Regions from separate parts of the Homo sapiens genome. Here region 2 is linked to region 1. A link is a contact called in ENCODE Hi-C or POLR2A ChIA-PET data. All regions are on one chromosome and are shown on one strand. The core of a region is the stretch at or near the end of the contact, and the rest is flanking DNA. Distances in the headings are between cores, read along the strand shown. Region 1 has its middle 6.8 kb from the start of NUP160. Region 2 overlaps CSTPP1 (centriolar satellite-associated tubulin polyglutamylase complex regulator 1).

Region 1 (6,150 bases), core at 1,452-3,951:
TCACAGTGTTAGCCAGGATGGTCTCAATCTCCTGACCTCATGATCTGCCTGCCTCGGCCTCACAAAGTGCTGGGATTACAGGTGTGAGTCACCGCGCCTGGCCACACTTCAACTGTTATTATTTACAAATTCCTGGTTATCTAAGTTATAACTGCTCATGACACTGATGTGCCACAGTAGAGAGAACTATTCCGAAGACTGATTATTTCCACTTTCATATCTAGAGGTCAGACCTCTTTTGCCGAGTTCTCAGCCTTTTATATTCAGTTGCCTCCTTGATGCCCCTTGGATTTCCCATGGACATCTCAAATTCAACATATCCAAAATGTTACCCCTCTCTATATAGTCTCACTATATACTCTCACATGTAGTCTATATCTGTGTGGACATCACCACTGTGGCCCAGTCTAGAAATCTAGTAATTACCCTGGACTTTTCTCTTTTAATCCCAACACCCAAATCTCATATATCCATATGGCAAAAGAAAGATGGCCACAAATTCTTTGACATTGTTCCCATCCAGAAGTGTAGCCTTCTTTGTCCCCTCCCCTTAAATCTGGAGGGTTCTGTAACTGCTATAAGGAATATAATACAGCAAAAGTGATGCTGTGCCAGCCTAGCTTAAGAGAGTCTACATCTCTCTTTGAAGACTGGCTATAGGGGAAGCAAGCTGCCATGTAAGAAATTTGGCTACGCCGGGGCCATCCTAGGCAGATTGCAGGGAGAGACCACACACAGAGACTCTAATTCTACTTGAAGTGAGAGATGCCTGGTAAGTCCCCAGGTCCCAGATATTTTGTAGAGCACAGATGAGTCATGACCACTGAGCCCTGTCCAAATTGCATATTAATGAGCTAAATACATGATTGCTATTTTTATTTTTATTAAATTAAATTAATTAATTAATTAATTTTGAGACAGAATCTCACTCTGTCGCCCAGGCTGGAGTGCAGTGGCTCAATCTTGGCTCACTGCAACCTCCAGCTCCTGGGTTCAAGTAGAGGTGGGGTTTTACCATGTTGGCCAGGCTGGTCTCGAACTCCTGACCTCAAGTGATCCACCCGTCTCAGCCTCCCAAAGTGCTAGGATTACAGGCATGAGCCACCGCGCCCGGCCTCAATGTACATATTTAATGTAGTAATGTTTTTTCATTTTTTTCTCAGAAAAAAATGTTAAATTGATGAGGCATGTTTCGGTTTTATAGGAATCTAGGAATTACATTTTTTGACAGTGAACACTTTTTAGCTTTAGATCACTGTCTTATCTCCAACATCCATCAGAATTCCGGGAACTTCACGTTACCTAATAAATGTTTGAGGAATAATTAAATGAATGAATAAGTGCATATATGCATTTTTGGAAAACTCAAATACCCTTTGAACTATTAATGTTCTGGGGGATGGTTATAACATAAATTGAATCATATTGCCATCTAGTGGTTAGGTAGTGACTTCGTTTAGAAACAAAATGCAGAATGTTACCAATATTGTGCAGCAAGTTTTATTTAAATACTTTTTTTTTTTTTCAGATGGAGTCTCGCTCTGTTGCTCACACTGGAGTGAAGTGGCGCGATCTCTGCTCACTGCAACCTCTACTTCCCAGGTTCAAGCGATTCTCCTGCCTCAGTCTCCTGAGTAGCTGGGATTCCAGGCACGCACCACCACACCTGGCTAATTTTTGTACTTTTAGTAGAGATGGGGTTTCACCATGTTGGTGAGGCTGGTCTTGAACATCCGACCTCGTGATCCGCCCGCCTCGGCCTCCCAAAGTGCTGGGATTCCCGAAGGCGTGAGCCACCACGCCCGGACTTTTTCTTTATTTTTTTTTTTTTGAGACGGAGTTTCGCTCTGTTGCCCGGGCTAGAGTGCAGTGGGGCATGATCTCAGCTGACTGCAATCTCTGCCTGCTGAGTTCAAGTGATTATCCTGCCTCAGCCTCCTGAGTACCTGGGATTACAGGTGCCCGACACCACGCCCGGCTAATTGTTTTATTTTTAGTAGAAACAGGGTTTCACCATCTTGGCCAGGCTGGTCTTGAACTCCTGACCTCGTGATCCACCCACTTTGGCCTCCCAAAGTGCTGGGATTACAGGTGTGAGCCACTGCGCTCAGCTGAACAATACTGTTAATTGAACTTTAAGCAGATTTTCATAACCAACTTGATAGCTACTCCTTGAAAGAAGAATTTGGTGGTTTAAACAAGTGTGGGAAATGATGATAAATAAAGTTAAACATATTTCTTTCTTGAAGAACTTTTCAAAGACATTAATATAATAGCTTTGTGAAGTTCCAAGAAGGCCTTATGCATGATACTGCTTTCCAGACTCTTTGACATACAGAATACTCTTTTCAAGGGGCAACTCATTGGACCATTGTTCTTTGAGAATATATTTTGGAAAACATGGCTTTACTTTCATTTTGCCCATAGGTTAAAAATATCAGCTGGGCATGGTGGCTCACACCTACAATCCCAGCATTTTGGGAGGCTGAAGCAGGAGGATTGGTTGAGCCCAGGAGTTTGAGACCACCCTGGGCAACATAGTGAGACTCCATCTCTACAAAAAAAAAAAAAATTATCCAAGTATGGTAGTGTACACCTGTAGTTTCAGCTACTTGGGAGGCTGGGGCAGGAGGATCCCTTGAGCCCAGAAGTTCAAGGTTATAATGAGCTATGACTGTGCCGCTGCACTCCAGCCTGGGTGACAGAACGAGACTCTGTTTCTAAAAAAAAAAGCAGAATTGTGGAATAAATGAAGTATGTCAGTGACTTCTCAATTCCGTTTTCAGTATTCTTTCTACCCACTTAGGAAACCACCATGACTTTAGACTCCAGGGCCTTTGAGGGGCCCTGAAAGCCCAGGGCTCCCACCTAGACTTGACCCTCCTGTGCTTTGGACTTATCCTTGGGAACTATACACCCTGGATTGTTTTCACCTTTCAGGTAATATTTTCTATAAATTTCTCTTTTTTTACTTTTTTTTTTTTTTTCTGAGACAGGGTGTCACTCTGTCGCCCAGGTTGGAGTGTAGTGGCCTGATCTCTGCTCACTGCAACCTCCGCCTCCCAGGTTCAAGTGATTCTCCTGCTTCAGCCTCCCAAGTAGCTGGGACTACAGGCGTGCACCACCACGCCCAGCTAATTTTTATATTTTTAGTAGAGACGGGGTTTCACCATGTTGGCCAGGCTGGTCTCAAACTCCTGACCTCAGGTGATCCTCCCATCTCGGCCTCCCAAAGTATTGGAATTACAGGTGTGAGCGACCATGCCTGGCCTTTTAAAAATTTTTTTTTAAATTTTTTGAGACAGAGTCTTACTCTGTCACACAGGCTGGAGTATAAGGTGCAATCTTGGTTCATTGCAACCTCCACCTCCCAGGTTCAAGCAATTCTCATGCCTCATCCTCCTAGTAGCTGGGATTTCAGGCGTGTACCTCTAACAACATTTTTGTATTTTTAGTAGAGATAGGGTTTCGCCATGTTGGCCAGGCTGGTCTCGAACTCCCGGCCTCAAGTGATCCCCCACCTTGGCCTCCCAAAGTGCTGGGATTACAGGCGTAAGCCACTGTGCCCAGCCAATTTTCTGTAAATTTCAATTATGATTCATTATATGATTAGTTAAATGTTACTTCTGTATCTTTGTAGGAGCTTACATGTAATTTAATTCACAAAATCAAAACAAACTCTTGCTAAGGTGGGCGAGGTGGCTCACGCCTGTAATCCCAGCAGTTTGGGAGGCTGAGGCGACAGATCACTTGAGGTCAGGAGTTCAAGACCAGCCTAGCCAACATGGTGAAACCCCACGTCTACTAAAAATATAAAAAAAATTAGCCAGGCATGATGGCATGCACCTGTAATCCCAGCTACTAGGGAGGCTGAGGCAGGAGAATTGCTTGAACCTGGGTGGTGGAGGTTGCAGTGGTGCCATAATGAGCCAAGGTGGCACCACTGCACTCCAGCCTGGGCGACAAAGCAAGACTCCATCTCAAAAAAAAAAAAAAAAATCCTCGCTTGAACCATATGTTCTGAGTTTTACTTCTGAAAATATGAATGCCTTACCTATTAAAACTAGCTCTGGTATAACTGGAAATGAGTTGACATTATAGTAATTCACACTGAGGTGCTGATGACTATAAAAACTTCATAAATTGCCTTTCCCAGAGGTAAGTCATGGCAACATACACTACCTTAACTGGTAGGGCATTGCCCCTCCTCCCTCTCTTGCTAATCAGTTGTGGGAGTCCTTTTCTACTGCCTCGGTATCATTTTCAACAGAGTGATTCAGAGAGCTATCAGCTGACTGGAATTGGCACGTTATCTATATACTCCACTTACCATCTCATTCAAAGGGATTAAACTCTAGTGGTGGAATTGGAGGCATCAACAAAGAACCAGATGTGCAGGTAGCCTCAGTAGGGGCAGTTAAGTTCATCTCAGTAAAATATGTTTAATATTAGTCTTTTTTTTTTCTTTTTTAAGATAGAGTCTCACTCTGTTGCCCAGGCTGGAGTGAAGTGGCACCATCTCCACTCACTGCAGCCTCTGTCTTTTGGGTTCAAGCATTGTCCTGCCTCAGCCTCCCGAGTAGCTAGGATTACAGGTGCTCACCACCACGCCCAGCGAATTTTTGTATTTTTAGTAGAGACAGGGTTTCACCATGTTGGCGAGGCTGGTCTTGAACTCCTGACCTCAGGTGATCCACCTGCCTTGGCCTCCCAAAATGCTGGGATTACAGGCGTGAGCCACCGCGCCTGGCCAATATTAGTCTTAAAAAACAAGGTGGGCCAAGCATGGTCTCGCCATGTTAGCCAGGCTGGTCTCGAACTCGAGGCGGGCACAGGAGTTTGAGACAAGCCTGGGCAACATGGCGAAACCCCATCTCTACATAAAGTACAAAAATTAGCCAGGTGTGGTGGTACATGCCTGTAGTATCAGCTACTCTGGAGGCTGAGGTGGGAGGGAGGATGACCTGAGCCCAGGGAGGTTGAGGCTGCAGTGAGCTAGCTGAGATCACATTACTGGGCAACAGAGACCCTGTTTAAAAAAAAAAAAAATCAAGATCAAAAGTTGATCCAGTAAAAAGGGTTATTTGCATGTATAGAGTCCAAAAGTGCTTTTTTTTTTAGACAGGGTCTTACTCTGTTACCCAGGGTGGAGTGCAGTGGCATGATCAAGGCTCGCTGCAACCTCTGCCTCCCAGGTTCAAGTGATTCTCCTGCCTCAGCCTCCCAAGTAGCTGGGATTACAGGCTCGCACCACCACGGCTGGCTCATTGTTTTGTATTTTTAGTAAAGACAGAGTTTTACCATGTTGGTCAGGCTGGTCTTGAACTCCTGACCTCAAGTGATCTGCCTGCCTCGGCCTCCCAAAGTGCTGGCATTACAGGTGTGAGCCACTGTGCCTGGCCTCAGAAGTGCTTTTTAATATAAAAGTGTACAATACAATTAAGAGGCTAGAAATTCAGATATTTGAGTAGAGATTCTCACCTATATCTAGACCATCTTGAAGTTGCACCCACTTCAAACCCTCCCTTCTCATTCGGTTCTGTCTTAAAACCTCAGGGCTATCACTTCCTTTGTTGCTGCATGATCATGGGCAATGCCAATCAATGTGCTCACGTCTTTATGTCTTTCTCTGCAAAATAATGATGGCAATAAATATCAGTTGAGAGATTTTTGCAGTCTGTTTCATTCTTTTCTCTTTTCATCTGCTCCTGAGAGTTTTTTTTTTTAATATCCTTCTCCTGTGCTACCCCTACAAAGAATAAAAAGCTTCAAATCATAAAAATAGGATGAGTTTTTAGAAGTATCACTCCTTCCTCATTTTGCCTGCCAAGTTTCAATTTGGTGCAGGTGCCGAAAGATGTTTATAGGCAAATAAAATAAGTCACTTCCACGTCTCAGAGCAAGGATGCTCAGTGACCCGAATAGGGGTTAGAACTTTGATGAGAGGCTCCAGTTTGAGGTCAGAGGCCAATGCTTTTCCAAACCCCCAGACTTTAGTCTTGTTTTGGCTTGCATTTGTCACTGCCCAAATCTTGCAAGAATTTCTGGCAATTAAATTAGTCAAAATGTGTGACTACAATTTCAGAGCTGGCAAAGCCTCTATGGGCAGCCACAGGTCCACACCCAGTGATTGTTTATATTTCTCTCGCA
Region 2 (6,150 bases), core at 1,943-4,442, 700 kb before region 1:
CAAAAGATCTAAATGCAGCCATTTATCCAGTATCCTGGTTTTTAGACTGTCCATCAGCCTGACCCTCTTCTCCAGGACTCTAGTTTACTCCCCTTAAACGGACTGTCCAGACCTGAAGGTAGTAGTATTTGAATGACAGCTCTTTTGCTCCTAGCTTGTAACCTTCGCCAAGTTTCTTAATCCCTCTGAATGTCTGCATTCTCCATAAAGATTGTAAGTATCTTTATGAGAGGGATTAAGAAACTGCTCCAGGTGCCACCTGGCCAGAGGAAAAGGGGACCGTGGCTTCTCTCACTCATTTGTTCATGCATTTCTTCATTCAACAGACGTTGACTGAGTGCCTACTATGTGCCAGACACCATACCAGAGTCAAGCCACAAGCAGGGAGACAGAGGTGTCACTTGGTAGATCTTATGTTCCCAGGACAAAGACAACAGTGTGAGGAGGTTTCCGAGAACTGCAGAAGCCAGTAGCAGGGGGGCCTATTCTAGGCTGGGTTAGAAAAGGTGCTTTCCTCTTTCATCTTCCCCAAGAGATGCTGTGGAGGCTTCAGCCTGAAGAATATGGAGATATCCGGTAGGTGAGGAGGAGGCATGGAGGGCAGGGAGCATCATGGGTAGAAGGGACAGGGAGCATTATGGCTAGAGGGACAGACTTGTCTGGAGGGCATGAGTAAGGACAGCTTCAGGGAGGATGGAAGGACTAGTGTGGCCAGAATGCAGTGGGGGAGTCGAGGGAGGCAGGGGGCAGATGGAGCGGGCTCACAGGCCAGATCCAAATGGGGGAACGTGTCCTAAGGGCAATGGGAAGACTGTGAAGGTTTTTTTTTTTTTTTTTTTTTGACATGGAGTCTTGCTCTGTCATCCAGGCTGGAGTGCAGTGGCACAAGCTTGGCTCACTGACATGGCCACCTCCCAGGTTCAAGCGATTCTCCAGCCTCAGCCTCTTGAGTAGCTGGGATTACAGGCATGAGCCACTGTGCCCGGCCTCTGTGAAGGGTTTCCAACACAATGGTAAAATGGTCACATTCACATTTTAGGAAAATCTTTCTGCCCACAGGATGGATACTCAATTAGAAGAAGGCTCACGCCTGTAATCCCAACACTTTGGGAGGCCTAGGTGGGCAGCTCATGAGGTCAAGAGATCAAGACCATCCTGGCCAACATGGTGAAACCCCGTCTCTACTAAAATACAAAAATTAGCTGGACATGCTGGCGCACGCCTGTAGTCCCAGTACTACTCGGGAGGCTGAGGCAGGAGAATCGCTTGAACCTAGGGGGCGGAGGTTGCAGTGAGCCACTGCACTTCAGCCTGGTGACAGAGTGAGACTCCATCTCAAAAAAAAAAAAGCAAGAGGAGTAGTTGCAGGGAAACTGGGTAGGAGGTCATGCCATCATCAAGAAAAGAGAGGTGAAGGCTGGGGGTAGGATGGTGGCTGTGGACGTGGAAAGAAGTAGATGGATTCAAGAGAAATTTCAGCAATAGCATTGATAGGACTTGGTGACTGGTTGATTGGCTTGGAGCAGAGGGTGGCGGGGGGAAGTTTCCAGGATGTCTAGTATGCCCAGCGTTTCTGGTTGAGGAGAGTCATAGCCGGTGTTGCTGTTAACACAAGCTCGGATCCATTTGGCTTTTTAAAAGGTAGCCAGTCTTACTTCTTGCAGTTGAAAAAAAACCCTCAGTCCTTTATACATGTGCTGCTGGGATCCAGCCACATGTCCCCCAGAAAGAAAGCCCTCGCCTCTGTCTGCACCCGCTTCACTCGCCCCCTACTCCCTCCTGCTCGGCATATGTTTCAGCTCCCCAGTCTCTGAGACTCAGACTCTTCACCTGTAGAATGGAAATAACAATAAGACCCACCCGTAGGACTGTTGTAGAATAAAATTTAATTAATGTAGTCAAATGCCTTAATAGCCTGCCATGAGGTAGGGTACTCAGGAAAGATACCTGCCTCTATAGGCGGATCACTTGAGGTCAAGAGTTCGAGACCAGCCTGGCCAACATGGTGAAACCCTGTCTCTACTAAAAATACAAAAATTAGCCGGGCATGGTGACAGGCACCTGTAATCCCAGCTGCTAGGGAGGCTGAGGCAGGAGAATCACCTGAACCTAGGAGGCGGAGGTTGCAGTGAGCCGATCTGCACCACTGCACTCCAGCCTGGGCAACAGAGCAAGACTCAAAAAAAAAAAAAATGCCTCTATTGTTACCCGTATTAAGGGCACCTGCAGGGCTGCCCTGCTCTGACGGACACTCCTACCCTCCCACGGTGTGCGCCCCCTCTTCTGCAACGGCCCATCTCCAAAGGGACTGCTGATGTTTGAGGTCAAGATGGCCCCTAGCAGAAAGCTGCAGACCACTTCTGAGGCTGGAAGGGTGTGCCCTGTTTATAGCTTCTAGTCCCATCTGTGGCTGAAAGAGGAAGATGCTAGTGGCACTCAGCATTAAGGCTTCCGCGAGGCTGCGAGGCAGGGGTAGCCCTTTGGGAAGTACGAGCTCAAGCTTCTGCTCCGAGGCAGGCTCTGGAATGGGCCTATTGGTGAGAATTGCAAATGGAGGTAACTTCTGTAATTAGACAGTGGTGATGGTGGCGCTACTTTGTGAATATACTAAAAAACTGAATTGTACGCTTTTAAAGGGTGACTTTTATGGTGTGTCATTATATCACAATGTAAATAAATAGCAAGTGGAAGTTGCTGCTATGGGAGTGCTGTGTTCCAACTGATGATCAACAGAAGCCATGGAACACGGGGAAAGCCTTGGGCTCCCTGGTGGTTTCCTGCTTGGGGATATTCACAGCCCAGTGCTGTTCTGTCGTAATTCACTTTAGACTATTGGGGCTCCAGCTGTCCTGAGAACAGGGCAGTAAAGGAAAGTCAGTGGCTTCTCATGTCCAGAGCCTTTGCCTGCCCTGCTGAGCCTGCCAAGGAAAAGCTTTGAGGTGCTGGTGGCCCTTGCTCCCTGAGCGCTCCCGGGGGAGCTCACTCTTCCTCTGCAGTTTGGAGGTCTTTGCTAACCCCAGTCCTCTCTAGCTGCCCGCTCTCTGCTGTCTCCCTGCTCCCTCAATCCAGATGTCAAAACAGATTCTGCCATCTGGGTGGGGAGGGAGCTGTTCTGCTGCCTGGGTTTTCCTTGGGTTATGAGATGGGGTAACCACTTGGCCTTTGGCACTGCACTTAGTCCTGTGAACTACTGACAGAGGGACCAGGGCACCCTCTTGTGGCCCTCAGCGGCACTGCTTCTTCCCGCCCTCCAGCCTTGAATTTCTTCCAGCTGGAATTCTAGTGTTGAACTCTGGTGGTGGAGGCAGCTGTCGTTCTCCCCAGGAGATGCCTAACATATCAGTAACAAGAAAGAAAATAAATCAGCCACAGAAACTAGGAGGTAAAATGTTAGTGTTTTTGCTCTGCAGCTTTATTTTCAAAGAGGCAGTGTGCTCTCATGGAAGATGTGTGGCCTGTGGAGTCCAGCAAGCTCCCCAGCTGTGTGTGTGACTTTGGCAGGCTGACCTCTGAGCCTCAGACTCTTCACGTGTAGAATGGAAATAATAAGACCCACCTGTAGGATTGTTGTGGGATAAAATTTAACGAATGCAGTTAAATACCTCAATAGCCTGCCACGCAGTAGGGCACTCAGGAAATGGCACCTGCTTCTATTGTTATCTGTATTACAATAAAGACTAGGCAGGAACCACTGTCTCTCTTCAGGAAGATCGCAGCAAAGGGAGTGGCACCACAATATCGTAGTCTCTGTGAAGCCCTTTCCCCAGCAGTGAGCAATCCTGGCTTTCTCTGGGGCTGATCCAGTTGCCAGTCTGGGAAACCTCTGACTCAGGGAAGTGGAGAGAGATTTAGAAAAATATGAGAGAGCAAAAGAAAACTTTTTTTGTTTTTTTTTTGACAGGGTCTCTCTCTGTCTCACGGGCTGGAGTGCAGTGGTGTGATCTCCGCTCACTGCAACCTCCGCCTCCCAGGTTCAAGCGCTTCTCCTGCTTCAGCCTCCTGAGTAGCTGGGACTACAGGTGCCCACCATGCCCAGCTAATTTTTCTATTTTTAGTAGAAGTGGGGTTTCACCATGTTGGCCAGGCTGGTCTCGAACTCCTGACCTCAAATGATTCACCCATCTCGGCCTCCCAAAGTGCTGGGATTACAGGCATGAGCCACCGCGCCTGGCCAAAAACAACTGAAAAAAGAAAAAAAGAAAGATAAAGCCAGAAGGACCTGATCAGAAACAGATTGGGGGCCCGCCCCACCCCATCTGATAGCTTGGCGCCTGCCTGGCATGTGATGGAGCCCAGCAAACGCTCGTTTCCTTCTCTTCTTGTCCTGGCTCAGATGAGGTGCTGAGCAGAGGATGAACATAGCCTTGGTCGGATCCCTTTATGAGTCAGACGGTTTTCTTCCTGTGAGGTGGGTCCTCAGTGGGAGGGACTAGAGACAGGAAAACCGTTGGGTGGGCAACCTGTGAACATGGATGCAAGGAGGAGCAGGGCGGCAGCACAAGATGAGTGTGGGTTTTGACCCTCACAAGTGCAGATTCCCCAATAGCTCTTTGCCCTCTCCCCTTGTCTGCCATCTGTGCCCCAGGGTGGCGGTGTCTGTCGCTGTTCTGGCCCTTTGGTAGCTTATTAAATCTCAGTACCACTTGCCAAGACCCTTTAAACCCCTTAGCTGTTCTTTTTGCCTTTTCTGATCAGCTGTATTTATTCTGAACTAAATGGTCCTCACGGCAGAATGAAAGGATTTACTGCTTAAGTATATGAAAAGAAACCTTGGCTGCATTACAGTTGCACCCTCTCCTCGCCACCCCCTGCCCATGCTCCATCCGCTAGCTGGTGCCACTGAGACTGAACCGGGAGCCCGCTCTGGGTACAGTGTGGTCAGTTCAGTTTGGTGGCAGAGTCCAATTGATGGAGCAGTGAGGTGACTGGGAGGAGCTTGCTTTTGGGAGCCCTCTCCTAAATGTCCTGCTGCCCCAGGGGAGACTGGCGGCCCAGGAACAGCTCTCTCTCTCCCTCTCCCCCGCACTTTTCCCTTCCTCCCTCTCCCTCTCTCCCTCCCCTCCTTAAACCTCTCCCCCATTCTCTCTCTCAGATTCTCTCTTTCCCCTTCAGGATTGTGCTCATGGACGATGCCATGGACTGCTTGATGTCTTTTTCAGATTTCCTCTTTGCCTTCCAGATCCAGTTTTACTACTCAGGTGAGTGTTCCGGGGCTCCATCTGGCTCCGCACAGGACCCTGTCTCCCTGTCCTGCCCTGCTGCCCTGCCCATCTGTGTGCCTGGCACACACGTTTCTCTTCCCCACTTCCTTTGGGGGTGTGCTTCACTGCGGGTCGCTAACAGGATGTCTAGTGTTCAGTGGTGGTCACAAGATTCAGTCTGCAGAGCCGACTTCCTCAGCCTCCTGAAGACACTGAACACCGCAGTGTTTTCAGTCAGCAACGCAACAAATCAGTTTAAGTGATAATGACAATAACAACATCCATAGCATCCACAGCATTCACTGCTTACTGAAAACTTACTATGTCCCAGGCACAGCACTGACTTTAATCTTGACAACAGCCTTGAGAGAGAGTCCTTTCAGAGACAAGCTCACAGAAGTAGTAGCCAGTCATGCAGCTCATAAGTGGTGGAGACCAGACCTGAAGGCTGACTCCAAAGCCAGCGTTCCCAACCTCGCTGCTATTTTACTGCCTTCAAGGGTCTCTCCCTTGGCAACTGATCGTGCGTTTGGGTGCACATTCTCCTCCACCCCACAGCTTTAAAAAAGCATACACCAGTCCTTTGTCACACTCCCACTCTGCTCCCCAATTCACACAGCTGCACCCTTAAGTCTCTCTGGAATCAGATGGAATAAATATAGACAAATAAATATAAATATACACCAGCTCACGCACAGAGACATCAAATGGAGTGCCGGGTTTACAAATTGCTGACTGTGTTCATAAACAAACTTGCTTAAAACAGGCTCTTCCAGTAAATAGAAGGCTGTCCTTAGATCCTAGAGGTGGCCTTCCTGCCAACTGGTGTCCCCAGCCAGCCCTGGCCTCATTTGGGCGCCACATTCTGTTTACTTGATGGCAGCCCAAGGGCTGTACAGTTAGGGGCTGGAGCCTGGGGTCTCGCCACCTGCTCTTAGCAGCACCAGTC

Evidence for each region. A loop is a pair of places that touch in the nucleus more often than their neighbours do. ChIA-PET counts read pairs that join two places held with the same protein, here RNA polymerase II (POLR2A). Pooled maps may share reads with other maps.
Region 2: a loop to region 1 is called in a pooled map, with 7 times the contacts of the local background. The contact joins two enhancer-like sites. A Hi-C loop is called at or near these places in 7 of 50 pooled maps. POLR2A ChIA-PET finds 5 or more read pairs at or near these places in 3 of 52 experiments (GM12878, OCI-LY7 and T-cell).

Annotation. Positions count from the first base shown.
Region 1 is chr11:47,852,115-47,858,264 of GRCh38, forward strand. No RefSeq gene overlaps it. Among named protein-coding and RNA genes, the nearest start is that of NUP160, 6.8 kb to the left of the region's middle. Within about 2 kb of position 2,702, at least 2 of the 41 ENCODE cell types and tissues checked have a DNase peak (open chromatin) inside an H3K27ac peak, as active enhancers do.
Region 2 is chr11:47,150,064-47,156,213 of GRCh38, forward strand. CSTPP1 (centriolar satellite-associated tubulin polyglutamylase complex regulator 1) reads left to right here. Exons shown (of 9, transcript NM_024113.5): 5 at 5,113-5,198. It overlaps LOC124902672 (a long non-coding RNA gene), which reads right to left. Exons shown (of 2, transcript XR_007062668.1): 2 at 3,384-4,460. Among named protein-coding and RNA genes, the nearest start is that of ARFGAP2, 24 kb to the right of the region's middle. RefSeq lists an enhancer at 3,267-3,346. Within about 2 kb of position 3,193, at least 5 of the 41 ENCODE cell types and tissues checked have a DNase peak (open chromatin) inside an H3K27ac peak, as active enhancers do.